2 separate regions of the Mus musculus genome follow, and region 1 is linked to region 2. A link is a loop called in an ENCODE intact Hi-C map of the cell type or tissue named here. Cell type or tissue: left cerebral cortex. All regions are shown on one strand. Links, peaks and the distances in the headings refer to the core of each region. The heading gives the core; the rest is flanking DNA. Region 1 overlaps Gm14325 (predicted gene 14325). Region 2 has its middle 40 kb from the start of Gm14410.

Region 1 (15,669 bases), core at 5,097-13,096, 590 kb after region 2:
TGTTAACAAAACACCACAAATGCCTGACTGTAATGGCCAGTAACTTTATCTGTCTTCATGTCATTTTGAACATCCAGAATAGAAAAACAATGTAGGCAATGACTAGTTTCATATTTAATTGCTTATCCTGTTAAACCATTTGCAAATAGAAAGCATGAGAAGGTATCAATAGTTATATGTACATTGTTTAAGATTTTTAAAATTCAGATATATAAGTAACATCCATTTGCCATAATTGATTAGGTATGTGTTCTCAAGGATTAACACCATTATGTGGTACAGGAAGAAATTGAGGACACTGAAGACAAGTTTTTATAAATTGACATGCACATTTTCTAGAAATACCAAATTGTTGTCTCAACCTATTAGTATTTTAATGATGTAAAGAACGAGAGTGTTTCTTTTAGTGCATCTGACTATGCCGGGGCCTAGCACACACAAAAGTGGATGCTCACAGTCAGCTATTGGATGGATCACAGGGCCCCCAATGGAGCAGCTAGAGAAAGCACCCAAGGAGCTAAAGGGAACTGCAACCCTATAGGTGGAACAACAATATGAATGAACCAGTACCCCGGAGCTCTTGTCTCTAGATGCATATGTATCAAAAGATGGCCTAGTCGGCCATCACTGGAAAGAGAGGCCCATTGGTCATGCAAATTTTATATGCCCCAGTACAGGGGAACGCCATAGCCAAAAAGTGGGAGTGGGTCGGTAGGGGAGTGGGGGGAGGGAATGGGGGACTTTTGGGATAGCATTGGAAATGTAAATGAGGAAAATACCTAATAAAAATATTTTTAAAAAAAGAGCACTGACTGCTCTTCCGAAGGTCCTGAGTTCAAATCCCAGCATCCACATGGTGGCTCACAACCATCTGTACTGAGATCCGATGCCCTCTTCTGGAGTGTCTGAAGACAGCTACAGTTTGCTTACATACAATAAACAAACAAATAAATAAATAAATAGAATTTTAAAAATGAAAAAAAAAAACAAACAAAAAGAATGAGAGTGTGTGGCGGAACTATTCCTGTGTAATGCCTATACTCTTCCTGATATGCAAACCTGCTGTGGCATTGCCCTCATTAAGGGGGTCTGCGTTCCTGTTCCCCCTAGGCCATTGTAAACACTTGTATATGGGTGTAACTCAGCTATCTATAGTTCTAAGTATCTACTCTGCTTCCTCCTTAGGTCACTAACTTCCCTCTTCCTAGATAATGGTAAATTCCTACATAGGGCAGTGACTTAGCTATCCATGCCCAGGGTCGGATCAACGACTGCCTAGAATCTAACTTAGCTATATGTAAAAAAAAAAAAAAAATTAAAAAAATCAATACTTAGGAGCACTTATTTTTTTTAATAATTATGTGATTTAAAGATTTGTTTATTTATTATGTTTAAGTCCACTATAGCTGTCTTCAGATACACCAGAAGAGGGCATCAGATGTCATAATGGGTGGTTGTGAGCCACAATGTGGTTGCTGGGCTTTGAACTCAGGACCTTCAGAACAGCAGTCAATGCTCTTAACCACTGAGCCATCTCTCCAGCCCCCTTAGGAGGACTTATAATAAAGCAACATTAAGGGAAAGCCCAAGATCCGTTTACCAACTAAAGCAAGGACATTGGAGCATTCTTTATACATGATGGCAAGATTCCAGGAGACTAAGTTCTGTGAACTTCTTGCCTCAGGACAGCACACAGGTTTTCGGGGCCTGTCGCCCTTCTCACTACTGGATTGGATGTAGCACATATGTACATTGTTTAACATTTTTAAAATTCAGATATATAAGTAACGTCTATTTGCCATAACAGAGTAGGTACCAGCCCTAGAGGATTAACTCCTAGAGGATTAACACCTTTGTGTGATACAGGAAGAAATTGAGGACACTGATGAAAGTCTTTACAATTTGACATGCACATTCTCAAGAAATACCAAATTGTTGTCTCAACCTATTGCTTTTTAATGATGTAAAGAATGAGAGTGTTTGGCTGAACTATTCCTGTGTAATGCCTATACTCTGCCTGATATGCAAACCTGCTGCAGCATTGCCCTCATTAAGGGGTCTGGGCAATCCACTAGGAGCTTTTAAATGTAAGGTGTATGCCACCACTGCCAGGTTGATGCTCTATTTTGCCCCTGACGACCATATAAAAGTTGGCCGAATAGGCACGCGGGTCACCACCTCTCCTTAGGGTCTGGGATGACCCCAGTTTAGTGGAACAATAAATTCCTCTTGCTTTTTCCATTGATTCCAGCCCCACATGGTTCACTCACAGGTCCCCAGTAAGCTAAGGCTCCCGGGAGTCTTACAACCCAACAAGAAGACCAACAGTCTCAAGAAACCTTGACCTTGGAAATCTCTCAGACTCTGAGCCAGCAACCAGGCAGCATACACTTGTTGGTCCAAGGTCCCTAACATATATACAGAGGAGGACTGCCTGGCCCGGACTCAGGGAGGGAAGACACACCTAATCCTTGAGAGACTTGAAGTCCCAAGGATTGGGGAGGCCTGGCAGGATGTTGTTGAATGGTTGTGGGTGTGAGGACACCCTCATGGAGATGTACAGAGGGGTCGGGATATGGGATGAGAAACTGTAAGTGGTTGGAATGGGGGGGTGATAATGACTGGAGTATAATTAAAGAATAAACATAATTTTAAAATCTCCATTCTGGTTGTTTGAAATATGTCTTAAATTCTAAGGGAAACTCTCCCTTAATCTTACTACAGTCTTAATTGTCTATAATCCTATCCACTAAATATAATGTGACCTAGGTAACATAAAGAGAAAGTGCCAACAGAGAAGGTGCACAGAAGTCTGGAGTTCAGATCCACCTCCTGATTCCTGGGGTCAGAGCCCTCCCTGGAGGCCGACTCCCCTCTTGCAGGGAAAGTGTCCAGGGTTCTGGGTGTTAGGTCTGTCTTCTGGCTGAGGATGAAGGCCTGAAGGGATCTTGTTCAAGAAGCTTAGTTACTTCTGCTGCCCACTTACTCTCCTGCATAAACAGTTCTCAGTGATCCCAAGATTCTGGATGTGCTAGGGCCTGCCTTTGTCCTTTGACCCTGTTGCTGCTAGCACAAGACCCTCTGGATTTTTTGGAAGTGATGTTGCATTCCACTCACCAGTGATCTCAAAGACCAGGGTGTGCTAGGGGGCCTTCAGCATGAAGAGTCCTCTGGGGACCTTTGGGCCCTCTGCTGAGATCTGGCCAAAGATTGCATGGGGGTGGGGGAGGGTGGCTCCAACCAGAAGTTAATCTCAGTCGCTGGTCACGCTGCTGGTCCTTTGTCCCTGTTCCTACTATTACAAGACCCTCTGTATTTTTTGGAACTTATATTGCATTCCACTTACCAGTGATCTCAAGGACCTGGGTGTGCTAGGGTGGCAGCCATGTGGAGAATCCACTGCAGACATTAGGGCCCTTCACAGAGATTGCCTCAAACACTCTTACACAATCACCACGTGCTCATTTTTCCTTAAAAGAAGTTAAAACGAATCTCATCGATTTCTCTCTATTCTTTTTTTTCTGATTATAGCTCTGGGCAGCCTCTACCATCTACCTCTGTTGTTGCTTTCTGAGCAGCCTGAATCTTTGTACTGCACCTCCAAGCTTAAACTATTTGAGGCAGACAGAAATCTTTTAGAAGGGCTCATGGTGGAAGAGGGCTCATGGAAAATCCAGACCAACAAGGATGTCTGGATCAGCTTGGGACATTTTTCTGAGTCCCAGCTCATTCCACAAATCCAAGAATTATGCATACCATTTTAGCTCAACTTTTGTTTTAGTTGTGAACCTGCACAGCTAGTGAGGACTCAAATGGCTCAGCAAAACAAGTGAATCCACTAAGAAACCAATTTTCCTCATCCCTTAATTTCACATCGTAGCATTTGTTTTTCATTTGAGAATCCCCAATTAGTTTTTAATATTGCATTCCATCCTATAGGTGTGATGCCTTCTGTAGACTCAGTTGGTTACTCTGCTCTACTATAGGATGCCACCTTTTTAAGTTCTTAGCTCAGCATACAAGTACTTTGGAGTCTGAAATGAAAGACAAACAGCATTATGTAATATGCCAAATCAGCTCATTGGCTGGGACACTCCCAAACATCCACATTGCTATTGGTTCCCCTGTGATACACCTAATTTCCTAAATCTAGAGCCCATCTTTGCTTCTCCAGAACCAATCAGAGGAGGGAACACTGGGGTCACTCTTTCCTAGCTTTTATGTGGCTGGTATTGTGTCTTTCCCAGCTCTGAAGCTGGCATCCAAATCCTTTACTGGCATGGAGATCCTCTTTGTTTCCCTTGCCATGAATCAAAAGTCCTGCCTTTGTTGCCTGCCTAGCCATTGGCTGCTGGCACTTTTGTTACCCATTTACAATCAGCTTGGGGCAGGTAATCTCAGTGTCCCAGTACAGGATTATCATGAAATTTGGGAAGAATTTAACAGGAGTAGCATAAGAATCAATACACAATTGGGAATTAGCAGAAAAACAAATCAAATCCAAACACCAGGCCCTAAGTATTGCCTTTTTCTTATTATCCTGAATTTAATCATATGGTGAAACTAAGTTCGTTTCCAAGGATTAGGTATTGTGGAGATCCAACCTCACTTTACTCATATTTTCTTTTTAAAACATAATGACTGTCTCTAACAATGCTTTCTGCTTTTCATTGTGCCCCTCAAAACATAAGACCTGTACTTTACCACCAAAGAACAAATCCATATGATTAGTTAAGCTATAACAGTCATATTATATAACAGTTGACACTGTAAACTACATAAGCCCCTATCCCTAAATCCTGATTGGTGTGAAAATGAAGCTATAATTTGGAAGGAATGTTTCTGTCTGATCCTCCTTTTTCAAAAAAAAAATTAATTTTATTTCTTCATTTCTTTATTGTCTAATCTTTTTTTTACAATCCATACCTTATACCCCTTGTTTTATTCATGGTTTCTATTCCTGCACAAACATCATGACCAAGAAGCAAGTTGGGGAGGAAAGGGTTTATTTGGCTTACACTTTCATACTGCTTACTGTTCATCACCAAGGAAGTTGGGACTGGAACTCAAGCAGGTCAAGAAGCAGGAACTGATGCAGAGGCCATAGAGGGATGTTTCTTTACTGGCTTGCTTCACCCGGCTTGCTCAGACTGCTCTCTTAGAGAACCCAAGACTACCAGTGCAGAGAGATGGTCCCACCCACAAGGGGCCTTTCCCCTTGATCACTAATTGAGAAAATGTCTTACATCTGGATCTCATGGAGGCATTTCCCAAGTGAAGCTCCTTTTTCTGTGATAACTTCAGCTTGTGTCAAGTTGACACAAAATTAGCCAGTATAATTGACACCTTGTCAACTTGACACGCAAACACATCACTAGTAATGCTCAACTCTTAGTTTCTTATTCATGCCCAAGATATACACAACTTTGAAAGCCCCACAGACTTTACATATTAAAAGTTCAATGCTTTTAAAATATCCAATATCCTTTAAAATCCAAAGCCTTTTACAATTAAAAGTCTCTTTACTATGGAATCCACTAAAATACTTGTTTCCTTCAAGAGGGAAAAACATCAGGGCACAGTCACAATCAAAAGTAAAAATTAAACTCCAACTGTCCAATGTCTGGGATCCAACTCACGATCTTTTGGACAACTCCAAAAGATCCAAGGGCTTGGGTCACTTTTCCAACCCTGTCCTTTGTAGCACACCACTTGTCCTCTAGGCTCCAGATGCATGTACTTTACTGCTGCTGCTGTTCTTCGTGGTCATTCATGGACCTGTCAACTCCAAAACACTGCATGATCTCTTCAGTACTGGGCCATCAATTTCACCTGAGTCTGCACCTTCACCAGTGGCCTTCCATGGCCTCTCAAAGTGCTGGGCCTTAGCTGATCTGCATTATCCCTTCATGCCTTCAAAACCAGTACCACGAGGGTAAGACTTACACACTACCAAGTCCAGCCACAGCACAAGGTACCACCTTGATTATCTCTAGAACACTTCCTCTGTGCTCTCAGAAAACACTTCACAGATGATGCCACTTCAATGATGCTGGTTTCTTCTTAATCACTGCTAATTTCTTAGCTCCAGCTAACCAGCATCAACAGTCCCAGTAATGCAAAGTTTTCACTCTAGAAATTCTATTATCTTGTTAATCACAGCTGATTCTTCAGCCCCAGTTAACCAGAACCACAGAATCTTCACAAAGTAACAATGGCCCTGAAAAGAGGCTTTAATTTTCCCTCTGAAATTTCACAAGCCAGGCCTCCATCTTCTGCACGGTTCTCAACATTATCTTCCTACACAACATCCCACAGAGTTCTTAACACAGAATGGATCTTCTAGCCCAAAGTTCCAAAGTCCTTCCACAGTCCTCCCAAAACATGGTCAGGTTGTCACAGGAATACCCCACTTCTGATACCAATTTGTCTTACTCAGGGTTTCTATTCCTGCATAAACATCATGACCAAGAAGCAGTTGGGGAGGAAAGGGTTTAATCCAGCTCACAATTTCCACATTGATATTCATACCAAAGGATGTCAGGACTGTAACTCAAGCAAGACAATAAGAAACATTTCTTGTATCCCCTTGAACTCCTTTGTATGATTATTTTCAGGATTATAAAGAATTAGAAATGTTAAAAGGCTTCCCCATATTGAATGCATTTATGGGTTTCTCATTCATAATGATGAAGATTTGGGAAATCTGATAAGGTTTCACCATATTATATTCCTAAATTTATTTGCAGTATGAATTGTTTCATTGTAAAGACTCTAAAATATTCAAAAAGTTTCACCATATTAAACACACTCAGCCTTTTGCTACATTTTGTTTTCTTTTGTGTCTTTGAATATGACTGACAAGTGAAAGCAATACCACATGGCTTGTAGACATCGGGTTTCTCACCTCTATGTCTTCTTTTATGTATTTGAAGATTTTAATGCACAAGGCTCTGTTCACTTGTTCATTTCATAGTGTTTTTCTCAACTGTGTCTCCTTTTCTTACAGACTACTGTGACTTATAAAATGTTTACCACATTGCCTATATTCATAGGGTTTCTATCTAGTGTGTATACTTTTGTGTTGGGAGATGACTCTTTTGTACAATTGCTTTCCCTAATTGGTGTTATTCAGAGGATTTCTCAAAACCTCATGTTCCTTACAGATTTGAAGATGATTGTGCTGTAGAAGTCCTTTAAAACATTGCCAATATTCATGGGGTTTCTCTCCTGTATGTGTTCCTTTATATATTTGGAGGCCACTGCTTTGTGAAAAAGCTATAAAAGCACCATTGCTAACATTCAAAAATCTCTCTCCTATACGTGCTCTTTCATGATTTTGTTGATGACTGCTTTTTGAAAAAGTTTAACCACATTGGTTAAAATCAAAGCATTTCTCTCAACTATATGTGCTTTTATGTGTGTAAAGACTATTGGTTTTCGAAAAAGCTTTACCACATTGGTTACGTTTAAAAGGTTCCTCTCTGGTATATGTTCATTTATGTACTTGGAGATCAATGCTTGCTGCAAAGGCTTTATAACATCAGATACCTATATAGAGTTTCTCTCCTGTATGGTCTTTTCTCTTTAAAGGTCACTCCTTCCTGCAAAGACTTTACCACATTGGTTACATTCCTGGGTTTTTCAGCTGTGTGTGTTCGATTATAATATTCAAGACCACTGCTTCCTTCAAAGGGTTTACCACCTTGGTTACATTCATATGGTGTCTCTCCTGTATTTATCTTTTATGGCATTGGAGACCACTGCTTCCTGCAAAGGCTTTACCATACTAGTTACATTCATAGGGTCTCTCTCCTGTATGTGTTTGCTTATGTATTCGGAGATGACTGCTTTGTGCAAAAGCTTTACCACATTGTTTACATTCATAGGGTTTCTCTCCGGAATGTGTCCGTTTATGTTTTTGGAGGTCACTACTGCTTGCGAAGGCTTTACCACATTGTTTACATTCATATGGTTTCTCTCCTGTATGTGTTCGCTTATGTATTTGGAGGACTCTCCTTCTTATAAAAGCTTTACCACATTGGTTACATTCATAGGGTTTCTCTCCTGTATGTGTTCGCTTATGTTCTTGTTGGTCACCACTTCTTGCAAAGGCTTTACCACATTGGTTACATTCATAGGGTTTCTCTCCTGTATGTGTTCGCTTATGTATTCGGAGATGTCTGCTTTGTGAAAAGGTTTTACCACATTGTTTACATTCATAGGGTTTCTCTCCTGTATGTGTTTGCTTATGCATTTGGAGAGTATAGATTACTGTAAAGGCTTTACCACATTGTTTACATTCATAGGGTTTGTCTCCTGTATGTGTTCGCTTATGCATTTGGAGAGTATAGAATACTGCAAAGGCTTTACCACATTGTTTACATTCATAGGGTTTGTCTCCTGTATGTCTTCGCTCATGTATGTGGAGATGACTGCTATGTGCAAAGGCTTTACCACATTGTTTACATTCATAGGGTTTCTCTCCTGTATGTGTTCGCTTATGTTTTTGGAGGTCACCACTTCTTGCAAAGGCTTTTCCACATTGGTTACATTCATAGGGTTTCTCTCCTGTATGTGTTCGCTTATGTATTCGGAGATGACTGCTTTGTGAAAAGGCTTTACCACATTGTTTACATTCATAGGGTTTCTCTCCTGTATGTGTTCGTTTATGTTTTTGGAGTTCACCACTGCTTACAAAGGCTTTTCCACATTGTTTACATTCATAGGGTTTCTCTCCTGTATGTGTTCGCTTATGTATTTGGAGGTCACTCCTTCTTTTAAAAGCTTTACCACATTGGTTACATTCATACTGTTTCTCTCCTGCATGTGTTCGATTATGTATTCGGAGATGACAGCTTCTTGCAAAGGCTTTACCACATTGTTTACAGTCATAGGGTTTCTCTCCTGTATGTGTTCGCTTATGTATTTGCAGGACATTCCATGTTCTAAAGTCCTTACCACATTGGTTACAGTCATGGTGTTTCTCTCCAGTATGTTTAATTTGATGCCTTTGTCTACCACTCTCATATGCAAAGGCTTTACCACATTGAATAAACTCAGAGGGTTGCTCTGCAGAACAACTTCTTTCATGCCTGCAAATAAAATTTGCACACGTGAAATCTTTCTTACACTGATTATACTGATGAGTCTTTTTATCTGTATGAATTCTTTTAAATTTTGGTTTCATTGAACAGAGCAATCTAATGTTAACGTAATATTACTTTGTTTATATTCAAAGGAGTTTTACTAAATTATGAATTGTTTTACATCTTCGAGGATATATGAAATGGAAACAGTACTGATTATGTGGCTCACATTTATAACATACTTTTTCTATAAAAGGTTACTCACATATTTGAAAAAAAACAGGAAGAACTCCCAGTGTTTGCACAATGATTGCTTTCACAAATTTTGTTATCATGAGAGTAATACTACATTTGGAATATGAACAAATGCAAAAGAAAAAAAATTTTCTACTGCTTTAATTCTCATTACTATTTTCAGCAGTTTGAGTTGGTAAATGTCCCCAGCAATGTTCGAAGCAAATTATTTATAAACTTATATAGCACATTTAAATGTTGCTCAAAATATGTTATACTGCATATCCTCTAATTGTTCTGGAAAAGTGAAAGGTATGTGGCTTCTTTCAATGCCCCAATGATCACAAGACTTGTATCCATCTTAACCTATGACATCCACATCAAAAGAAGAATAACAAGTGAAAATTCCACATTACATTCACAGCTGACTTTTTTTCGTCACAGAAATGTGGTACAGAGATTAAGGTTTTTCCACAAAACCATTTTTGAATCTTATGAACTGTTCATCTCACTAAATTTAGCAATGTTATTACAAGTATATCATTGAGCTCAGATATACTATGGATTATTTGCTCATTACTAGGTTTTAGACATATACTTGTCACCTAATCACTGTGTGTTCCTTTTGCAATATCTAAGCGATATAAGACTGAAGACACTCGCACTTGTACAGCATAGCTCTACATGGCTTGATTTAAACAGTATCATATCTGTTAAGCCATTATATCTCTTTCTTTGAACTAATGGAATGCCTTGCAAACAATAATTTCATATCTGCCATAGACATATATGATTTTATGAAATTCAGTAAACATCCATGACTGAAATCAGTGCTTATTGTACCCTAGTGGTTTTCTTTACTACTTGTAGCACACGTTAAACTTTCTTCATAGGAATTTTTTCATCAGGTTGCAGAAGAAAAGTACCTTCCATGACTTCTAGAAGTTTGAAGATGGTCTTCAATTGTATGTTCTTCCCAAATGTAACCTAAACCCAGTACCAGAGAAAGTATGTTACATTATTGGAAATTAGGCAACATTTAAGTTACTAACGCCATTGAACTTTAGAACCATGAGTGATTGATTCATCTTGTTCTTCCTCATTCTCAATTGAAATTAACAAAACAAATAACAATAACAAAGATACAGTTGTGCATACATGTTATAACGTAAATAAAAAAAAATCACAATATTACCTATAGCTGTGAGATTCCTATAGGTCTCTAGCATCACACCTTTGTAGAGACTCTTCTGAGAAGGATCCAGCAAAGCCCATTCTTCCTGAGTAAAGTTCACATGCACGTCATCATAGGTGATTAAATCCTGTAAGATTTGATAAGTGTGTACAAAACAAAATATACAGAAACAGTGTAAAGGATTATTTCAAAATGAATATTCGATGACTGCACTGCCTACCCACATAGTACTTTTTATCCAGTCTTTCACAGTTGGACAACAAAAACTTAAGTAAATAAATGATCTCTGGGAACCTGATGCCTTAGTATTAAGATGTTGTGTATGGAACCATGTAGAATGCTGGTAGACTTTCCACATTTTTGTTCCCTGAGATCAAATATGCAAGAGTTCCCTTAAAACTGCAGTTTCTTCTCACCTATCCATGTCACCTGTAGATAAAAAAGACCATTTCCATCTCCCCTTCCCTTCTTAGCCCCCAAGTCTGGGCAGACACCCCCTTCTCAACCATAGCCAATTCTCCCAAAGACCAAGCAGTCTGTCTAAAGAACAAGCCCACTATCTGTTTTCCTAGACAGGACAGTCTCATAGTAGGCCACAGAACTGCCACACAATATCAGGGAAAGCTTCCTCTGCCCATTTCCACGTGACCAATTTTCAACTTTTCTTCAATAACTAAGGCAACTACACCAGGAACAATGTGACCTTGACTAATGTTACCTGTGCTAGGATGTGTATAGAAATAAAATAAAATCATATTTCCTGCCTCCAATAAAAATAACTCAAAGTCACCCCTAAACTGTTATAAATCTGACCCTACAGTTACTACCGATCTGACTTCCAAACAGAGAGGCCCCATGCTCCAGAGTTCTCTCTGTCATTGTAGATGATCAGAAAGTTGAGCTATTGTTCTACAGCTGTTCATGACCCTTTGTACTCTCAGGCTAAACCGGCCCACGGGAGCCCATATACAAAAAAAAAAAAAAATGCTGAATGATAATTTAATGTCTGCTTCCTGCCATATGCATTATGCTCCAGTCTGTCCTATCCACCCACCCAGCACCAGCAACACCTGAGAAACTTCTGCATGTCAGAAGCTTCTTTTGTAACCAAGAATTGAAGTTCTGTGAATCACACCATTTTGACAATAGGTAACAGAAAGGTAAAAGGAATCTAATCAAATATTTCTGAAGGATGATCGCTGACAGCTCTTTACTACTACCTTCTAAACTATTTATAAAACTAGAAACACAAAACTGAATACAGAAGGGTCATGAATTCTAGAAATCAAACCATTACTTTTCCAATGTTGTCCTACGGCACACCAAAGGCAATGCCTGTATGTGCATACTGCATAGTCACATTTAAGTTCCATACATTCCCACTCCCAGGGCTACCGAGCCACCCCTACCCCTGTAAATCCACAGTCAGGAAGTCAAAGGACAAGGGCCTCTGCTATGATCACCACATGGACCAACAGAACCAAACTGTGATCCACAGTCCATTTAGAATCAGCAGATCGGACTCAAATAGCTCTGCAGACTTGCTCCTACTGTACTGTAACAGAGATTACTATAATAACCAGGGGATGGCTTGTGGTCTTCCAGGCAGCTTTTAACAGATGCATCTGAGGAGAATCCTGTAAAGAACCTGTAAGCTACCTTCCCCTAGTGTTCCTGATTGTTAGTCCTGCCCATAGTCCCTCATTAGCATGGAAAAGTCAGCTGGGCTTCAGGGCAACAGCAGCTCCTTCACTGTGGGATCACAGAGCAAAAGATTTAGATAGCTAAAACCTCCCAAACTCTGCAGTTACACCCTACAAGCAGACAGAGCCCTAGTCTGGAATATTTACATTTAAAAGAACGATCTAGTCCCGCAAACCAAGTAATTTCCATTTTAAAGGCCCAGGGTCCTTTCTTTGTATATTCAATTATGCATGCAATACCCACTACAGTCATCTATACTACTTACTGGGGAAGTCCTGCAGCCAACCTGCAATCCAATTCATATATTAACAAAAATTTCAAAGTGAAAGTGGGTTTGAATTTTAAGACTAAAAGCAGCCATTGGGCGAGAAAAAGGTAGAAAAAGAAGATATTTTTTAAAAAAAGACATCACTGCTCCTAGGTATGTTGGAGTAGAAAGTATATTATACACAAAGTGAGAACATAGCCAGACCCATTTGTACCTGGGAAAATATAGAGTAGACATGACCTTGGACCTTGTGAAGAGAGGAAGGAGGGGAGAAGCAAGAGCCAGGTCAGGAGGATTAATGATAGATGAAAAGGCCAGTTCCCAAATGATTGGATTGCATACAGAATGACAGCTGGGAGATTGGCTGTCCTACTCCTGGGGTAGATGGTGAGGTAAGCCAGCAATATGCTGTAATGGTCAGGGCCTGTGATCTCATTTGTCATTGCCCTAATCTGGGAAATGCCACAAGATGGCCAGTATGGAATTTTACTGATTGTGTAAAATTGATTCCTTGACTCCTCATGGTGAATGTCAACTACTGCCAAAGCAGAAAGGCCTCACCTACCTTATTCCTCCTCCTCTTCTGTGCTGCAAGTAGACCAGCTTCAAAGTTGGTCAGTGAACTCAACCTTATACCTGTCCCTCTTTATTTGTAATCCCCTAACTTGTAACCCTGTCACCCAGGGAGGTTAGACAACACTCATTCCCTGGTGTCTTTTGGCTCACTGATCAGTCAGAACCCAGCCTGAAAGCAGCTGTAGGAATGTTTTCCAAGCCCTGGGCAGCAGAGGCAGGATTCGGAGTTCAAAGCAAGTCTTTACTCCATGGCATAAAGAAAAAGCTACAGGAGATGTTTCTCTAAGCAGACAGATATGAAATCTCTTTAAAAATAGGAATGATATTCTTAATTTGGGGTCAATATTGGAGAACAGAAACATGTAAGAGGTCACGTATGGATAGTGAAAATGAAATTTAAAAAGTAGTACCAAAAAATAACTTTTTAAAAAGATAAAAATAACTGAAAAAATATATTACTGTACTGATTTGAAAAAGATCATGCTCTTCCTCGTAGAATAAATGGCATTAATAAGATAGTATTTGAACTTGCTCCTATGTGCTTTGTTAACTACTGAGATCTATAATCTGACACACACAGCTCCAGCTAATGGCATGTGTTTTACATTTCTGATACATTCTATCTATATAGTATAGATCCTAAAACAGAAATTCATTATCACTGGCTCAAGCTAACCTGCACAAACTAAGCACCCACCAATCTAGTTTTATTTAATATCATGCATTATTTAATACATGCTGTTAAATTACAAAATTATTCACCCTGCCTGACTCTTATCCTTCTCTAGAAGGGTGACACCTGGAGCAGATTCTCTTGTGGTTTTCTCTATGATCTAACTCGCTCCCGCCCTGTTTCACCTGACAGAGATAACAGTAAACTATTGTTCCTGTTCTCTACTGAAGGTAGAAGAAATGAATAGTTCATTATATGACTCAAATGAGCAACTATAAAACACTTTTTTGCTACATTCTTTAACTCAAGAATTTAGAAATTTATATCAAGAGGAAAGCAAGGTCATTGTCCTGGAGAACAGCAGACCAGGATCAAGGCTACCTGAGTCGACATACTTGTCTTAGAACATCTCTATATGGGGAAGAAGAGACAGCTCTCCCAGAATTAACATGTCATCCCAGAAAGAAATACTCCATATACAACTAAAATATTAATTAGGAAAATTTTCTTAATGGCAGCATGGATTCAGGTGAGGCTAATGCTCAAAGACCAGCCAGGCAAAAACAGGTTTTGCATTCCACACATGCTCTCATCCATAAGTTTATTTCCTGTTCAGTCCCCAGGTTATTTTGAACAATTTCAATATGGACTGGAGATTACAAGTCCTACTTAAGACAGCTAGGAGATATACAAAGCAAAGACCCCCAGAACATTTATTAAGTGCCTCAGAGCCCTGAAATAGCAAGCCATTTCTCAGAGATGGGTTCCTGAGTTGGAGGTCGCAGGAGATGAGAAAAATAGCAAAAGTAAAAGGTAGAATTTACAACAGCTGCAGTAGGGAGAGCTTACACAAGCTATGTCTTATGCCAAGTAAACTTTTTAAGAGTAGCATCAGCCGGGCGTGGTGGCGCACGCCTTTAACCCCAGCACTTGGGAGGCAGAGGCAGGCGGATTTCTGAGATCGAGGCCAGCCTGGTCTACAGAGTGAGTTCCAGGACAGCCAGGGCTACACAGAGAAACCCTGTCTCAAAAATAAAATCAAAAAAAAAAAAAAAAAAAAAAAAAAAGAAGAAGAGTAGCTTCTTGTATCCTACTTACAGGGATAAGTGGAAAGAAATGGAGACCTCTATGAAGTTTGCAGAAGCTAGAATACACTGGGACAAATTCAGGAGAAGTCTAATAAAACAACCCTGCACAAGGGAACTGCCAAGTATCTAAAAAAACCACTACTGACCAAGCCCCCAGTGCACTTGGGGACCCTACTCAGTGTAGGGTGGCACAGAATTACTGCATGGCACAGCAGAGAGGGAGGTGGAGTTGACTGGCACTGCAAAAGCAGGTTTGCAACTTCCCCTCCCTGCCTGCATTCCTTTCTATTTGCTGGAACCCTCCCACCAAGGCTGGCAAGAGATCTCCGTGGAAAACCTTTGGTACCCAAGCCCACAAGCTACTAGGGCTACTGAGCTTCCCACATCCCCATTAATCCACACTCAGGAAGGGGCAAAGGACAAGGGCCTCTGCTATGATCACCACATGGACCAACAGAACCACAGTCCTTGGAACCAGCAGATCTGACTCAGATAACTCAGTAAACTTGCTCCTCCTGGCCTGGCAAAGGAGACAATTACAATCACCATGACATGGCTTTTGGCCTTCTTCACAGTTTGCAACAGATGGCTCTGAAGAGACTCCCATAAAGAACCCCAAGCTACCTTCCACTAGGGTTCCTGATAGAAAGGCATGGACAGAGTCCCTCATTAGCCTGGAAAACACAGCTGGGACTCAGACAACAGCAGCTCCTCCACTGTAAGATCACAGAGCAAATGATTCAGACAGCTGAAATTTTCCTGGCTCAGCAATTCTGCCACAGTTGCAGACAGAGCTCTAGTCTGGGAAATTTGCATTCACTAAAATTTTCCAGACTCCACTT
Region 2 (15,669 bases), core at 5,036-13,035:
GAGAGGGTATTCAGCTAAAACAAAAAATATCATGGCAAAGATGGGTTATAAAGAAGGAAAAGGGTTAGGACATCAAGAGCAAGGAAGGATAGAGCCCATCTCACCTAATGGAAACCAAGACAGACAAGGTCTGGGTTTTCTCTAGGGGCCATTGGGGCAGCACGACCCATACCATGGAAAACAGGGGATCCAGTATGGGTTCCTCAGTGGCCCCTATCCTCTGAAAAACTGGAAGCTGTGATTCAACTGGTAGAGGAACAATTGAAACTAGGCCATATTGAACCATCTACCTCACCTTGGAATACTCCAATTTTTGTAATTAAGAAAAAGTCAGGAAAGTGGAGACTGCTCCATGACCTCAGAGCCATCAATGAGCAAATGAACTTATTTGGCCCGGTACAGAGGGGTCTCCCTGTACTGTCTGCCTTACCACGTGGCTGGAATTTAATTATTATAGATATTAAAGATTGTTTCTTGTCTATACCTTTGTGTCCAAGGGATAGGCCCAGATTTGCCTTTACCATCCCCTCTATTAATCACATGGAACCCGAAAAGAGGTATCAGTGGAAGGTCTTACCACAGGGAATGTCCAATAGTCCTACAATGTGCCAACTTTATGTGCAAGAAGCTCTTTTGCCAGTGAGGGAACAATTCCCCTCTTTAATTTTGCTCCATTACATGGATGACATCCTCCTGTGCCATAAAAAACTTACCATGCTGCAAAAGGCATATCCTTATCTACTTAAAACTTTAAGTCAGTGGGGTTTACAGATAGCCACAGAAAAGGTCCAAATTTCTGATACAGGGCAATTCTTGGGCTCTGTGGTGTCCCCAGATAAGATTGTGCCCCAAAAGGTAGAGATAAGAAGAGATCACCTCCATACCTTAAATGATTTTCAGAAGCTGTTGGGAGATATTAATTGGCTCAGACCTTTTTTGAAGATTCCTTCCGCTGAGTTAAGGCCTTTGTTTGATATTTTAGAAGGAGATCCTCATATCTCCTCCCCTAGGGCTCTTACTCTAGCTGCTAACCAGGCCTTACAAAAGGTGGAAAATGCCTTACAGAATGCACAATTACAACGTATTGAGGATTCGCAGCCTTTTAGTTTGTGTGTCTTTAAGACAGCACAATTGCCAACCGCAGTTTTGTGGCAAAATGGGCCATTGTTGTGGATCCATCCAAATGTATCCCCAGCTAAAATAATAGATTGGTATCCTGATGCAATTGCACAGCTTACCCTTAAAGGCCTAAAAGCAGCAATCACCCATTTTGGACGAAGTCCCTATCTTTTAATTGTACCTTATACCGCTGCACAGGTTCAAACCTTGGCAGCCACATCTAATGATTGGGCAGTTTTAGTTACCTCCTTTTCAGGACAAATAGATAACCATTATCCAAAACATCCAATTTTACAGTTTGCCCAAAATCAATCTGTTGTGTTTCCACAAATAACAGTAAGAAACCCACTTGAAAATGAGATTGTGGTATATACTGATGGATCAAAAACTGGCATAGGTGCCTATGTAGCTAATGGTAAAGTGGTATCCAAACAATATAATGAAAATTCACCTCAAGTGGTAGAATGTTTAGTGGTTTTAGAAGTTTTAAAAACCTTTTTAAAACCCCTTAATATTGTGTCAGATTCCTGTTATGTGGTTAATGCAGTAAATCTTTTAGAAGTGGCTGGAGTGATTAAGCCTTCCAGTAAAGTTGCCAATATTTTTCAGCAGATACAATTAGTTTTGTTATCTAAAAGATTTCCTGTTTATATTACTCATGTTAGAGCCCATTCAGGCCGACCTGGCCCCATGACTCTGGAAAATGACTTGGCAGATAAGGCCACTAAAGTGGTGGCTGCTGCCCTATCATCCCCAGTAGAGGCTGCAAGAAATTTTCATAACAATTTTCATGTGACGGCTGAAACATTACGCCATCGTTTCTCCTAGACCAGAAAAGAAGCCCATGACATTGTTACTCAATGTCAAAGCTGCTGTGAGTTCTTGCCAGTTCCTCATGTGGGAATTAACCCACGTGGTATTCGACCATTACAGGTCTGACAAATGGATGTCACGCATATTTCCTCCTTTGGGAGAAATCAATATTTACATGTCTCTATTGACACCTGCTCTGGCATCATGTTTGCTTCTCCTTTAACTGGAGAAAAAGCCTCACATGTGATTCAACATTGCCTTGAGGCATGGAGTGCTTGGGGGAAACCCAAACTCCTTAAGACTGATAATGGACCAACTTATACATCTCAAAAATTCCAGCAGTTCTGCCGTCAGATGGATGTGACCCACCTGACTGGACTTCCATACAACCCTCAAGGACAGGGTATTGTTGAGCGTGCGCATTGCACCCTCAAATCCTATCTACTAAAACAGAAAGGGGGGCTGGTGAGATGGCTCAGTGGGTAAGAGCACCCGACTGCTCTTCCGAAGGTCCAGAGTTCAAATCCCAGCAACCACATGGTGGCTCACAACCATCCGTAACAAGATCTGACTCCCTCTTCTGGTGTGTCTGAAGACAGCTACAGTGTACTTACATATAATAATAAATAAATCTTTAAAAAAAAAAAAAAACAGAAAGGGGGAGTCGAGGCTCTACCCCGAGTACCAAGAGTGTCTGTCTATGGCACTCTTTACACTCAATTTTTTAAATCTTGATGCTCATGGCCATACTGCGGCTGAACGTCATTGTTCAGAGCCAGATAGGCCCAATGAGATGGTTAAATGGAAAAATGTCCTAGATAATAAATGGTATGGCCCGGATCCTATTTTGATAAGATCCAGGGGAGCTGTTTGTGTTTTTCCACAGAATGAAGACAACCCATTTTGAATACCAGAAAGACTCACCCGAAAAATCCAGACTGACCAAGGGAATACTGATGTCCCTCGTCTTGGTGATGTCCAGGGCGACAATAATGAAGAGAGAGCAGCGTTGGGGGATAATGTCAACATTTCCACTCCCAATGCCGGTGATGTATAATGCTCAAGTATTCTCCCGACTTTTTACCACTAACAAGGAACTGGGTTTGGCCTTGTTCAGACAGCCTTGGCTCTGTCTGGACAGGTCCAGACGACTGACACCATTAACACATTGTCAGCCTCGGTAACCACAGCCATGGATAAACAGGCCTCAGCTAATGTCAAGATACAGGGAGGTCTCATGCTGGTTAATCAACGCATAGATCTTGTCCAGGAAAAACTAGATGTATTATGGCAAATAGCTCAGCTGGGATGTGAACAAAAGTTTCCGAGATTGTGTGTTACTTCCATTCAGTATGAGAAATTTACTAGGGCAGCTAATTTGTCAAAAAGACTTTCTCAGTATATGTTACAGAATTGGATGGCTGAATTTGAACAGACCCTTCAGGAATTGAGACTTGCCATCATTCAGGTCAACTCCACACGCTTGGACCTGTCCCTGACCAAAGGATTACCCAATTGGATCTCCTCAGCATTTTTCTTCTTTAAAGAATGGGTGGGAGTGGGATTATTTGGAGATACACTTTGCTGTGGATTAGTGTTGCTTCTCTGGTTGGTCTGTAAGCTTAAGGCCCAAACTAGGAGAGACAAGGTGGTTATTGCCCAGGCGCTTGCAGCACTAGAACATGGTGCTTCCCCTGATATATGGTTATCTATGCTTAAGCAATAGGTTGCTGGCCATTCAGCTCTTGCACCCCACGAGGCTAGTCTCATTGCACGAGATAGAGTGAGTGCACTTCAGCAGCCCGAGAGAGTTGCATGGCTAAGCACTGCAGTAGAAGGGCTCTGCGGCATGTATGAGCCTATTCTAGGGAGACATGTCATCTTTCAAGAAGGTTGAGTGTTCAAGTGTCCTTCCCCCAGGAAAAAACAACACGGGACCAGACCAGGACCCCTGTGGGTGATGAGCCTGGGAGGGGGTTTTGTGTACGGCTCCTTTACCTGCACACTGGGGATTTGACCTCTATCTCCACTCTCATTAATATGGGTGGCCTATTGCTCCCAAATAAAGGGGGAGATGTGGGGAGCGGCCCTCACATTCGCCGTTACAAGATGGCGCTGACATCCTGTGTTCTAAGTGGTAAACAAATAATCTGCGCATGTGCCAAGGGTAGTTCTTCACTCCATGTGCTCTGCCTTCCCCGTGACGACAACTCGGACAATGGGCTGCAGCCAATCAGGGAGTGACACGTCCTAGGCGGAGGATAATTCTCCTTAAAAGGGACGGGGTTTCACCATTCTCTCTCTTGCTCCTGAAGATGTAAGCAATAAAGCTTTTGCCGCAGAAGATTCCGGTTTGTTGCGTCTTTCTTGCCGGTGGAACAAAAGCGCGGGCAATACTGTGCAAGGGGCAGAAACCATGCCATTCTGTACTAACCAAGTTTTTATATGGTTTCCAGGGGCAGAAAAGAGCATCAGCAACTAGGCACAATATGATTGGTGGAACAGTGCACACTTTAAACTGGTCTTTAGGGAATGAGGTGACAAGGACTTCCCTTGTCTGAAAGGGGACAATGGTCCATCCTGTGGAATATTTACATTTAAAAGAACGTTCTAGTCCAGCAAACCAAGTAATTTCCATTTTAAAGGCCCAGGGTCCTTTCTTTGTATATTCAATTATGCATGCAATACGCACTACAGTCATCTATACTACTTACTGGGGAAGTCCTGCAGCCAACCTGCAATCAAATTCATATATTAACAAAAATTTCAAAGTGAAAGTGGGTTTGAATTTGAAAACTACAAGCAGCCATTGGGTGAGAAAAAGGTAGAAAAAGAAGATATTTTAAAAAAAAAGACATCACTGCTCCTAGGTATGTTGGAGTAGAAAGTATATTATACACAAAGTGAGAACATAGCCAGACCCATTTGTACCTGGGAAAATATAGAGTAGACATGACCTTGGACCTTGTGAAGACAGGAAGGAGGGGAGAAGCAAGAGCCAGGTCAGGAGGATTAATGATAGATGAAAAGGCCAGTTCCCAAATGATTGGATTGCATACAGAATGACAGCTGGGAGATTGGCTGTCCTACTCCTGGGGTAGATGGTGAGGTAAGCCAGCAATATGTTGTAATGGGCAGGGCCTGTGATCTCATTTGTCACTGCCCTAATCTGGGAAATGCCACAAGATGGCCAGTATGGAATTTTACTGATTATGTAAAATTGATTCCTTGACTCCTCACGGTGAATGTCAACCACTGCCAAAGCAGAAAGGCCTCACCTACCTTATTCCTCCTCCTCTTCTGTGCCGCAAGTAGACCAGCTTCAAAGTTGGACACTGAACTCAACCTTATACCTGTCCCTCTTTATTTGTAATCCCCTAATTTGTAACCCTGTCACCCAGGGAGGTTAGACAACACTCATTCCCTGGTGTCTTTTGGCTCACTGATCAGTCAGAACCCAGCCTGAAAGCAGTTGTAGGAATGTTTTCCAAGCCCTGGGCAGCAGAGGCAGGATTCAGAGTTCAAAGCAACTCTTAACTACATGGCATAAAGAAAAAGCTACAGGAGATGTTTCTCTAAGCAGACAGATATGAAATCTCTTTAAAAATAGGAATGAAATTCTTAATTTGGGGTCAATATTGGAGAACAGAAACATGTAAGAGGTCACGTATGGATAGTGAAAATGAAATTTAAAAAGTAGTACCAAAAAATAACTTTTTAAAAAGATAAAAATAACTGAAAAATATATATTACTGTACTGATTTGAAAAAGATCATGCCCTTCCTCGTAGAAAAAATGGCATTAATAAGATAGTATTTGAACTTGCTCCTATGTGCTTTGTTAACTACTGAGATCTATAATCTGACACACACAGCTACAGCTAATGGCATTTGTTTTACATTTCTGAGCTCACTTAAATATGTCACCAAGAATTGCACATATCTCATAATACAGATCCAAAATGGGAATTCATTCCCACTGGCTCAAGCTAACCTACCCAAATAAAGCCCACCAGTCTAGTATTGCTAATCTAGTAGTATTACAATTTGTGAAATTGCAAAATCACTTTCACTGCCTGTATCAGGCCCTTCTCCATAATGATGACCCCTGCAGCATACTCCCCTTTCCTTTGTTCTGTGACCTAGTTCTTGTCTGCACTGTATTACCAGACAGTGTACACAGTAAACTGTTTCTCTTGTTCTAATCCTGCCAAGTATATTTCCACACACAAGCTCCAGCCACAAAGGTTTGTCCAGATGCTTTCTTATAATAAGTTACTCAGAGGCCAAAGCCTAGTCCAAAAGGAGACAGTTGGTCCACAAAATACCTCACAGGTGGCCCCATCTGTCTGGCTGATGCTTACCATCCTGCCTCTGGGAAGACCTATTACACAAGCATCCTTTGCTAAGATGCTTACCCACCCCCTCTTTGAGGGAGATGAAGTTGCCCTTACCATGTCTGAAGTTCTGAGGTTGCTTGAGCTACCTCGCAGCATCCACAGAAACACTGAGATCAGCTGAGTTACAGAGGAACTTGCAGGCTGGGTACCCTGAAAATTCACTACCTCTTCTAACTGGCATCCCCATGTGGATGTTTTGATTTGCTAGTGAGTCTTGAGTGACATGAGCAGCACCCTTAGGGTTAGAGTGTGCTGAAGGGACACAGCAGAGAGGTCTCAGCCTGGGCCAATCCTTTTCCAGATCTGCAGATTTGCAGTTCAGTAGCACCACTGTGACTCTTCCAATAGCCTACTTGTCTGTTTTCACAACAAGCCCTTGGGAGGGGCTAAGATTCCTGATCCCTGCTGCTTACCTGCCTGCCTCTCCCACTTTCTGGACAGTGCCCCTGGGTTCACTGCTTTGAAAGTTTGGAGCTTGCCTGAGCTCCACTTTCAGCACTCACGAGGCATTTCCCCTTCTCCCTTCTGGAATCAAGCTGGATAGCTTGCATTCCCCATCAATCAGCTGACACTGGAGTTACCAAACTGCCCAGAGGTGGTCAGTGCCAGAATATTAGCAACTGAAGAGAGATTTTTAGGACACAAGATTTTGTTTTGTGGCTTCAGGCTGGTAAACTGCAAGTACTTTCCACCCAATGGTTATGAGAAAAGGCTCAGAGCAATTAGGACACATGTCTGACACTGTGGAGCACTCTTGTTAATCAGCACACTGTCCTCAGTGGTTTGTCAAAACAAACATAATAACAACAAACCCACACCTATATTGGTAAAAAATATCACTGTACTGATTTGAAAAATATCAGGCCTTTCTTGATTGAAGGAATGATATTAATAAAACAGTGTTTGACCTTGCCACTATATGCTTTGTTAACTACTGAGATCTATAATGTGACACACACAGCTAGAGCTAATGGCATGTGTTTTACATTTCTGACACATGATATCTATATATGATCCTAAAACAGAAATTCATTATCACTGGCTCAAGCTAACCCTTACAAATTAAGTACACACCAATCTAGTTTTATTTAATCACATGCATTATTTAATACGTGTTGTTAAATTACAAAATTATTAACCCTGCCTAACTCTTATCCTTCGCTAGAATGGTGACACCTGGAGCAGATTCTCTTATGGTTTTATCTATGATCTAACTATCTCCTGCCCTGTTTCATCTGACAGAGATAACAGTAAACCATTGCTCCTGTTCTTATCTAAAGGTGGAAGAAATTAACAGTTCATTATATGACTGAAATGAGCAATTATAAAACACCATTTTGCTACATTCTTTAACTCAAGAATTTAGGAATTTATATCAAGAGGAAAGCAAGGTCATTGTCCTGGAGAGCAGCAGACCAGGATCAAGGCTACCTGAGTCAACATAGCTTGTCTTAGAACATCTCTATAAGGGGAAGAAGAGACAGCTCTCTCAGAACTAACATGTCATCCCAGAAAGAAATCGCTCTATATACAACTAAAATATTAATTAGGAAAATTTTCTTAATGGCAGCATGGATTCAGCTGTGGCTAATGCTCAAAGACCAGCCAGCCAAAGACAGGTTTTGGATTCCACACATGCTCTCATCCATAAGTTTCTTTCCAGTTCAGTCCCCAGGTTATTTTGAACAATTTAAATATGGACTAGAGATTACAAGTCCTACTTAAGACTGCTAAAAGATTTACACAGCAAAGACCCCCAGAATCACTTATTAAGTGCCTCAGAGCCCTGAAATAGCAAGCCATTTCTCAGTGGTGGATTCCTGAGTTGGAGGTCCCAGAAGATGAGAAAAATAGCAAAAGTAGAAGGTAGAATTTACAATAGCTGTAGTGGTGAGAGCTTACACAAGCTATGTCTTATGCCAAGTAAACTTTTTAAGAGTAGCATCTTGTGCCAGGTGTGGTGGCTCACGCCTTTAATCCCAGCACTCGGGGGGAGGCAGAGGCAGGTGAATTTCTGAGTTCAAGGCCAGCCTGGTCTACAAAGTGAGTTCCAGGACAGCCATGGCTACACAGAGAAACCCTGTCTCAAAAAACAAAAACAAAACAAGAGTAGCATCTTGTATCCTTCTCACAGGGGATAAGTGGAAAGAAATGGAGACCTCTATGAAGTCTTTAGAAACTTGCATACCCTGGGACAAACTCAGAAGTCTAACAAAACAACACTGCACATAAGAACTGCCAAGTATCTAAAAAATCATGACCAACCAAACCCCCAGTGGACTTGGGACTGAGAACCATATCGCCATATTGTGGAGAAAGTTGGAATCGCAGGATCTGAACCTTCTCCTCCCAGAAGCCCTAGCCACAGACCATTGCCACCTCTCCTAAAGCTAATCCTGGCTTAAGAGAAAGAGCACTGTTTTGTATTCAATACACAAGGGCCTTAAGTCAAGCTCCTAAGGCTTAAGGCTCCAGGCTCTTAAAGGTCTGGAATTTAGGATTCAGGTATGCAATTCTCCACACATTAGGATCAAGCTTTACTTGAGTGGACCAGCCCTCAACACAATAGTATTTTTCCTTTCAAAGAGCTGTCACCTGCTGTCGTCCTGCCTTGGAGGAAAAACTATGCTTTTTCCATGAAGGAAAAGAAAATTATGGATGAGAGCATATGTAGAATCCAAAATCTGTCTTTGGCTGGCTGGTCTTTGAGCAATATTCACAGCTGAATCCATGCTGTCATTAAGAAATTTTTCCTGGGGCTGGTGAGATGGCTCAGTGGGTAAGAGTAACCGACTGCTCTTCCAAAGGTCTGGAGTTCAAATCCCAGCAACCACATGGGTGGCTCACAACCAACTGTAACGAGATCTGACGCCCTCTTCTGGTGTGTCTGAAGACAGCTACAGTGTACTTACATATAAATAAATAAATCAAAAAATTTTTTAAAAAAAGAAATTTTTCCTAATTAATATTTTAGTTGTATATGGAGCTATTATTTTCTGGGATGACATCTTAATTCTGGGAAGGAAAATAGATCTTTATGGCACACCAGGCCTTAAGGTTGGTTGTGACCCTGTAATGCCATTTTGTGTAGCTTGTTAGGGGCCTGTTCTTTGATATCACCATAGGTCTAATGCCTGACTGTATAGCAGATTTGTCCCTTTTGTTAAGATTTGGAGACAAATTTCTGATAACCGTGGTAAATAAACATGCATATGGCTATACTAACCTTCAAGAGGGCTGCTTAGCATACTACATACCTGTCAGGTGTTTTACAGGCAGCCCTACCTCAGCTACATCCTACTTAGTGTCACTTAATATTTCCTAAGCATTGGTAAATCCGTAACATCATCAACTCTACTCTTGTACATCAGAGCTTAATATTGGAGTGCTACCCAACACATAATATGTCTTCTACAGCCTGCACCTACATGTTAACTGCTAAGGGCAGAATTCATAGAAGATAATATAGAAACAAGGGCTGTCAAGTTTGTCATCCTGGCAAGTACATTTCTCCATTTCTCCAGAGTAGCCCCTCCTGCAAATTTTTTTTCTACTTCTTCTGTTTTTTTGGGTTTTTTGGTTTTTGGTTTTTTTCTCTCGATACAGGGTTTCTCTGCCCTGGCTGTCCTGGAACTCACCTTGTAGACCAGGCTGGTCTGGAAGTCAGAAATCTGCCTGCCTCTGACTCCCGAGTTCTGGGATTAAAGGCGTGTGTCACCACGCCCGCCTTCCTGCAAATGTTTTGTGCAGATGCAGCCCAATAATAAATTTATTCAGAGGCCAAAGCCGGGTCCAAGAGGAGACTAGGTCCACAGGTGGCCTCATCTAGCTGCCTGCTACTTACCATCCAGCTGATGGTAAGTCGACTACACATGCGTTTTCTGCTAAGCTGCTTGCTCCTCCTCTCTGTGGGAGATGATCTTGCACTGACCATGTTTGGAGTTCTAAGCTTGCTAGGTCTTCTCACATCACTCAGTAGAGGCACACAAAACACATCACATAGAAATGCAAAGGTCTGCTGAATTACATGGAGAAGGAAGTTGCTGGCTTGCAACCTGGAAGGGCCGCCTCCTCTTCTAACTGGTAGCTCCAGGTCGAGATTCTGATTGGCTGGAGCATATTGAGTGACATGTTAACTACCCTTAGGGTGATGGTGTACTGAAGGAACTCAGTTCTAACCTGGGCCAATCCTTTTCCAGATCTAGAGATTCATGGTACAGTAGCACTAATGCCTCCATTCCAGTAACTTACTTGGGTCCTCCTGCCAAGCCCCTGGGAGTAACTAAGATTCCAGATCCATGCTGCTTAATTGTCTGTTACTTCCCTTTGTGGGCAGTGTCTCTGTGTTCACTGTTTTGCAAATTTGGAGCTCATCTGAACTCCAACCACAGCACTCCAAAGGCACATCTCCTTCTTCCTCCTAGAATCAAGCTGGATAGCTTATATAGCTCTTGAATCAGCTTACATTGGAGTTACTGATGTGCCCCACAAGTGGACAGATGTCAGAATATTAGCAATTAAAGAGAGATTTTAAGAAACAAGATTTTGGTCTGTCTTCTGGCTGGGTTTAGGTCACTGCAAGTATGTTCCACATGATGGTTATTTGTCAAGCTTCAGAACAGAGCAGGAAACTCATGAAAGACATGGTGCACCCACTTCCTGGCTTTCCTGGCCTATGTGATCATCAGACAATGACAAAAACAAAAATACAGAGGCAAAACAACCATACAAATAAAATAATAGCTTAATTTCTTAGAGAGAGAGGGAGAGGGAGAGGGAGAGGGAGAGAGAGAGAGAGAGACATTTAAAGACAGCACTGAAGAATTGGGACAATACAATAACTCTTAAAGTCATTCCAGATGTTTAGAGTCAGTGCCTTACAATCATTTTCAAAATGAATATTGCCAAGCATGCCAGTATGTGCTATCAATTGCAGTAGTGTGGAGACAAATTCATATTCATGAATTTGAGGCCACACTCCTCTACATAGTCTCTTCCATAATATAAACCATCTCAAATAGGCTTAGTTTCTTTAAATGGCAGATACAGTTACACTGTCAAGAACCAGGAAGCAACGACCTCAATGATATGAAGTAAAAATTTATTCTATTTCCAGGCCAATCTCGCAGTCTCCTCTGAATTCAGAGAGATAATCAGCTGTGAGTAAAAACAGAGAAACTTTTTGGAGTCAAACTCAAGGCTAAGATGAATAGTAACTATTACAAAACTGGAATTGCCTTGCAGTTAGTAATACAATTAAAATCTGCAATTCATAAAACCTACCACGCTGGGCATTGATGGTGCAAGCTTTTAGTCCCAGGACACGGGAGGCAGAGGAATGTAGATTTCCCAGTTGAAGGCCAGCCTAGTCTACCGAGTGATTCCAGGATAGCCAGGGCTACAGAGAAACCCTGTCTTGCAAAAAAACCAACCAACCAACCAACCAAACAAACAAATAAATAAAACATCCCATGAACAGAGGAACACTGTAAACAATTTATACTATGTAAATCTTAAGATTATAGAGGAAAAACTAGTCAAAATGACAATTTGTCCATTAACTTGGGACATTAGAGACAACATCCATAGTTAACAATATAGAATTACTCATTGAAGAATGAAAAATTACTGGCCTCTTGTGAGAACATGAACTTTTTACCTCGGAGCCCACCCCCTCCCATCTAGAGGTTGTTCTCGGAACACTCCTAAACTTTTCACCCCAAAACTCCTCACCCTAAAGTTCGACCAAGAACATTTTTGAGATAAAGGCCTCCTGAAACAACCTCAAAATGAACCGGGTACATTGCCAAATGATAGGACATGACTCCTTAGTTACGTAGATTCCTTGATAGGACATGACTCCTTAGTTACGTAGATTCCTTTGGCAAGAACTCCCTAGTGATGTAAACTTGTACTTTCCCTGCCTAGTTCTCCCCCTTTGAGTTTTACTATATAAGCCTGTGAAAAATTTTGGCTGACCGTCGAGACTCCTCTACCCTGTGCTAAGGTGTATGAGTTTCGACCCCAGAGCTCTGTGTGCTTCCATGTTGCTGCTTTATTTCGACCCCAGAGCTCTGGTCTGTGTGCTTCCATGTTGCTGCTTTATTTCGACCCCAGAGCTCTGGTCTGTGTGCTTTCATGTCGCTGCTTTATTAAATCTTGCCTTCTACATTTTATGTATGGTCTCAGTGTCTTCTTGGGTACGCGGCTGTCCCGGGACTTGAGTGTCTGAGTGAGGGTCTCCCCTCGAGGGTCTTTCATTTGGTGCATTGGCCGGGAAACAGCGCGACCACCCAGAGGTCCTAGACCCACTTAGAGGTAAGATTCTTTGTTCTGCTTTGGTCTGATGTCTGTGTTCTGTTTCTAAGTCTGGTGCGATCGCAGTTTCAGTTTTGCGGACGCTCAGTGAGACCGCGCTCCGAGAGGGAGTGCGGGGTGGATAAGGATAGACGTGTCCAGGTGTCCACCGTCCGTTCACCCTGGGAGACGTCCCAGGAGGAACAGGGGAGGATCAGGGACGCCTGGTGGACCCCTTTGAAGGCCAAGAGACCATTTGGGGTTGGGAGATCGTGGGTTAGAGTCCCACCTCGTGCCCAGTTGCGAGATCGTGGGTTCGAGTCCCACCTCGCATTTTGTTGCGAGATCGTGGGTTTGAGTCCCACCTCGCACCTTGTTGCGAGACCGTGGGTTCGAGTCCCACCTCGCGTCTGGTCACGGGATCGTGGGTTCGAGTCCCACCTCGTGCAGAGGGTCTCAATCGGCCGGCCTTAGAGAGGCCATCTGATTCTTCTGGTTTCTTTTTTGTCTTAGTCTCGTGTCCGCTCTTGTTGTGACTACTGTTTTTCTAAAAATGGGACAATCTGTGTTCACTCCCCTTTCTCTGACTCTGGAGCATTGGAAGGAGGTGCGGGTCAGAGCCCACAACCAGTCGGTGGAGGTCAGAAAGGGTCAGTGGCAGACCTTTTGCGCCTCCGAGTGGCCAACGTTTGGAGTAGGCTGGCCACCTAAGGGTGCTTTTGACTTGTCACTAATCGCCGCCGTCAGGCAAATTGTTTTTCAGGAGGAAGGGAGTCGATGTGGAATCTGCCCCCGTCAGGAAATAGCGTTTGGCTTGGCTGGTTGTACAAGTCCAGGCGTGGACGAGTGTGCTTAGAGATACTGGTGTCTTCTTTTTCTCTGTTGCTATCTTGTTTTTGTTTGTGGTTTTTGTCATGAGACACAGACACTGTACGTCAGAGGTAAAGTGAGATCCCTCCCTGTCTGTATGTCTGTGTGTCTGTGTGTCTTGTTCACTTGTGTGTCCTCCATTGGACCACCTTCTGATTCTGTTTTGTTTTTGATTTGTCTGGTTTCAGGTCTGGTTTTGGTCCCAAGGAGTTGACTGATTATCTTGGTTTGGTTTTAGGCCGGTCTCAGGTTCTGGGGCCTTCCCATGGAGACAGGTCCATTTGGGTTGGTCATAGTGACAGTAAGCTTCTCTGGAAATCGCATGTAAGATGCCCTGTATTGGTCTTGCTTGTGTTTGTCATTTCTGTGGTACTGTGATTCTATAGTGGTTGCCTGAAAAACGGTTTCTGTGTGTGTCTTTTTTGTCTCTTTGTGTTCGGACTTGGACTGATGACTGACGACTGTTTTTAAGTTATGCCTTCTGAAATAAGCCTAAAAATCCTGTCAGATCCCTATGCTGACCACTTCCTTTCAGATCCTCAGCTGCCCTGCCTCCTACTCCAACTCCAGAGAGCAGCCAGCGGGTCACAGTGGTCCCGCCCATGGACCTGGAGCCTAGGGAAAAATGAGCTCGGAAATCCGGAGCAAATGAGGAGTGGTCCCTGAGAAGTCAGTGGCCCTGGATGTTGTGGCTGCTGAAGAAAAAAAGAAGAGGAGGCTGTTCGAGTAGCCGGCCAAGAGCGCTGCAGGTTCCCAGGCAGCTTCTCATTCCCCTGTCCCTCCCATCCCATCTCTTGTTAACAGAAAAACTGCTTTCACTTTAAGATAAGTGCCGGTTGCAGCCAGCTGTGAGAGCTGCACTCCCGTCTCTGCTCTAAAGTTCCCTCTTCTCAGAAGGTGGCACCACCCTGAGCTGCTGGCAGTGAGTCTGTTCTAAGCTCCAGTGAGGGAGGCATCCGCCCACTTGGGGCTTCTGTCCAAGGTAAGGAGCACCTGTGAGTCTAACTGCCAGACTCTGATGGGGGTCTCGTCTCTGTGGGACTAGAAAGTCCCAACAATCTAACCAAGGTAATAAGAGTCAGACAAGAAAAAGAGTTAAAGAAACATGAGGCTGACAAAGACAGAGACCAGAGTCAGAATCAGAGCTGTGCTGTGAGACAGAAAGATAAGAAAAATAAAATGCTGGCCACAAAAGTCAGGAAAATTAGAAAACTTAGATAGTACCTGGCAACAAAAGAAAGCTTTTGGCTAAAGATCAACGTGTATACTGTAAAGAAAATGAGCACTGGGTGAGAGACTGCCCCAACAAAAAGAAGAGGAGCCCCCCTCATGACCAAACCCTTCACCTGTTCGTGGCTAAAAGTAAAGAGATAACAAAAGGGGTGCTAATACAGAAGCTGAGTCCTTAAAAGAGTCCGGTGGTCTACCTGTTGAAGCAGCTAAAAAAAAGAGACTGTGTTTCATACTCCTCCACCGACCAGTGCAAAACAAGCTAAAAAGTTCCTGGGCACTGCGGGCTTTTGCAGATTGTGGATTCCAGGTTTTGCTGAGTTAAAGAGATAAACAGCCCTTCGTATAAAGAAAAAAAAAAAAGGAACAATCTTAGATGGCCTTAGATGCTCTTGAGACTGCCCTAATGTTATCCCCAGCTATGGGACTCCTAGATGTGACTGAGAACAAAGGTATTGCCAAAGAAGTTCTTACTCAGAGATTGGGACCCTGAAAAAGACCTGTGGCATACTTGTAAGAAATTAGACCTGGTGGCTGTAAGATGGCCTGCTTGTCTGCACATAGTGGCTTCTGGTCAAGGACGCAGATAAATTGACTCTGAGACAAAACTTGGCACATGTCCTAGAAAGTGTGGTTCAGCCCCCATGACCGATGGCTGACTAACGCTCTTGAAAGCATTATCCAACTGTTCCCCTGACCGATGGACACATTGTCAGAGCTTTGACTGAACGAGTGACCTTCGCTCCCCCTGCTATCCTCGATCTCACTACTGCCTGAGACTTCACCTACTCATCATTGTGCTGACATTCTGGCAGAAGGAACTCATACTCGAGATGATCTGAAGGATCAGATCAGCCTTGGCCTGAGAGTTTGAACTGGTACACGGATGGCAGTAGCCTGGAGGTTAAAGGTAAGCGGAAGGCGGGGACAGCAGTGCAGTG

Evidence for each region. A loop is a pair of places that touch in the nucleus more often than their neighbours do. Peaks named below come from ENCODE experiments on the same cell type or tissue, not always from the same donor. Only the 100,000 strongest peaks of a DNase experiment are listed, where the experiment ranks them.
Region 1: a loop joins it to region 2, with 26 times the contacts of the local background. A loop is called at or near these places in 4 of 42 quality-filtered maps.

Annotation. Positions count from the first base shown.
Region 1 is chr2:177,824,002-177,839,670 of GRCm38, forward strand. It overlaps Gm14325 (predicted gene 14325), which reads right to left. Exons shown (of 4, transcript NM_001024849.3): 2 at 10,519-10,645; 3 at 10,250-10,310; 4 at 4,990-9,095. The coding sequence ends at 7,790. Among named protein-coding and RNA genes, the nearest start is that of Gm14325, 8.5 kb to the right of the region's middle. In left cerebral cortex, for the core only: no CTCF peak of the experiment used is centred there; no DNase peak of the experiment used is centred there.
Region 2 is chr2:177,238,978-177,254,646 of GRCm38, forward strand. No RefSeq gene overlaps it. Among named protein-coding and RNA genes, the nearest start is that of Gm14410, 40 kb to the left of the region's middle. In left cerebral cortex, for the core only: no CTCF peak of the experiment used is centred there; no DNase peak of the experiment used is centred there.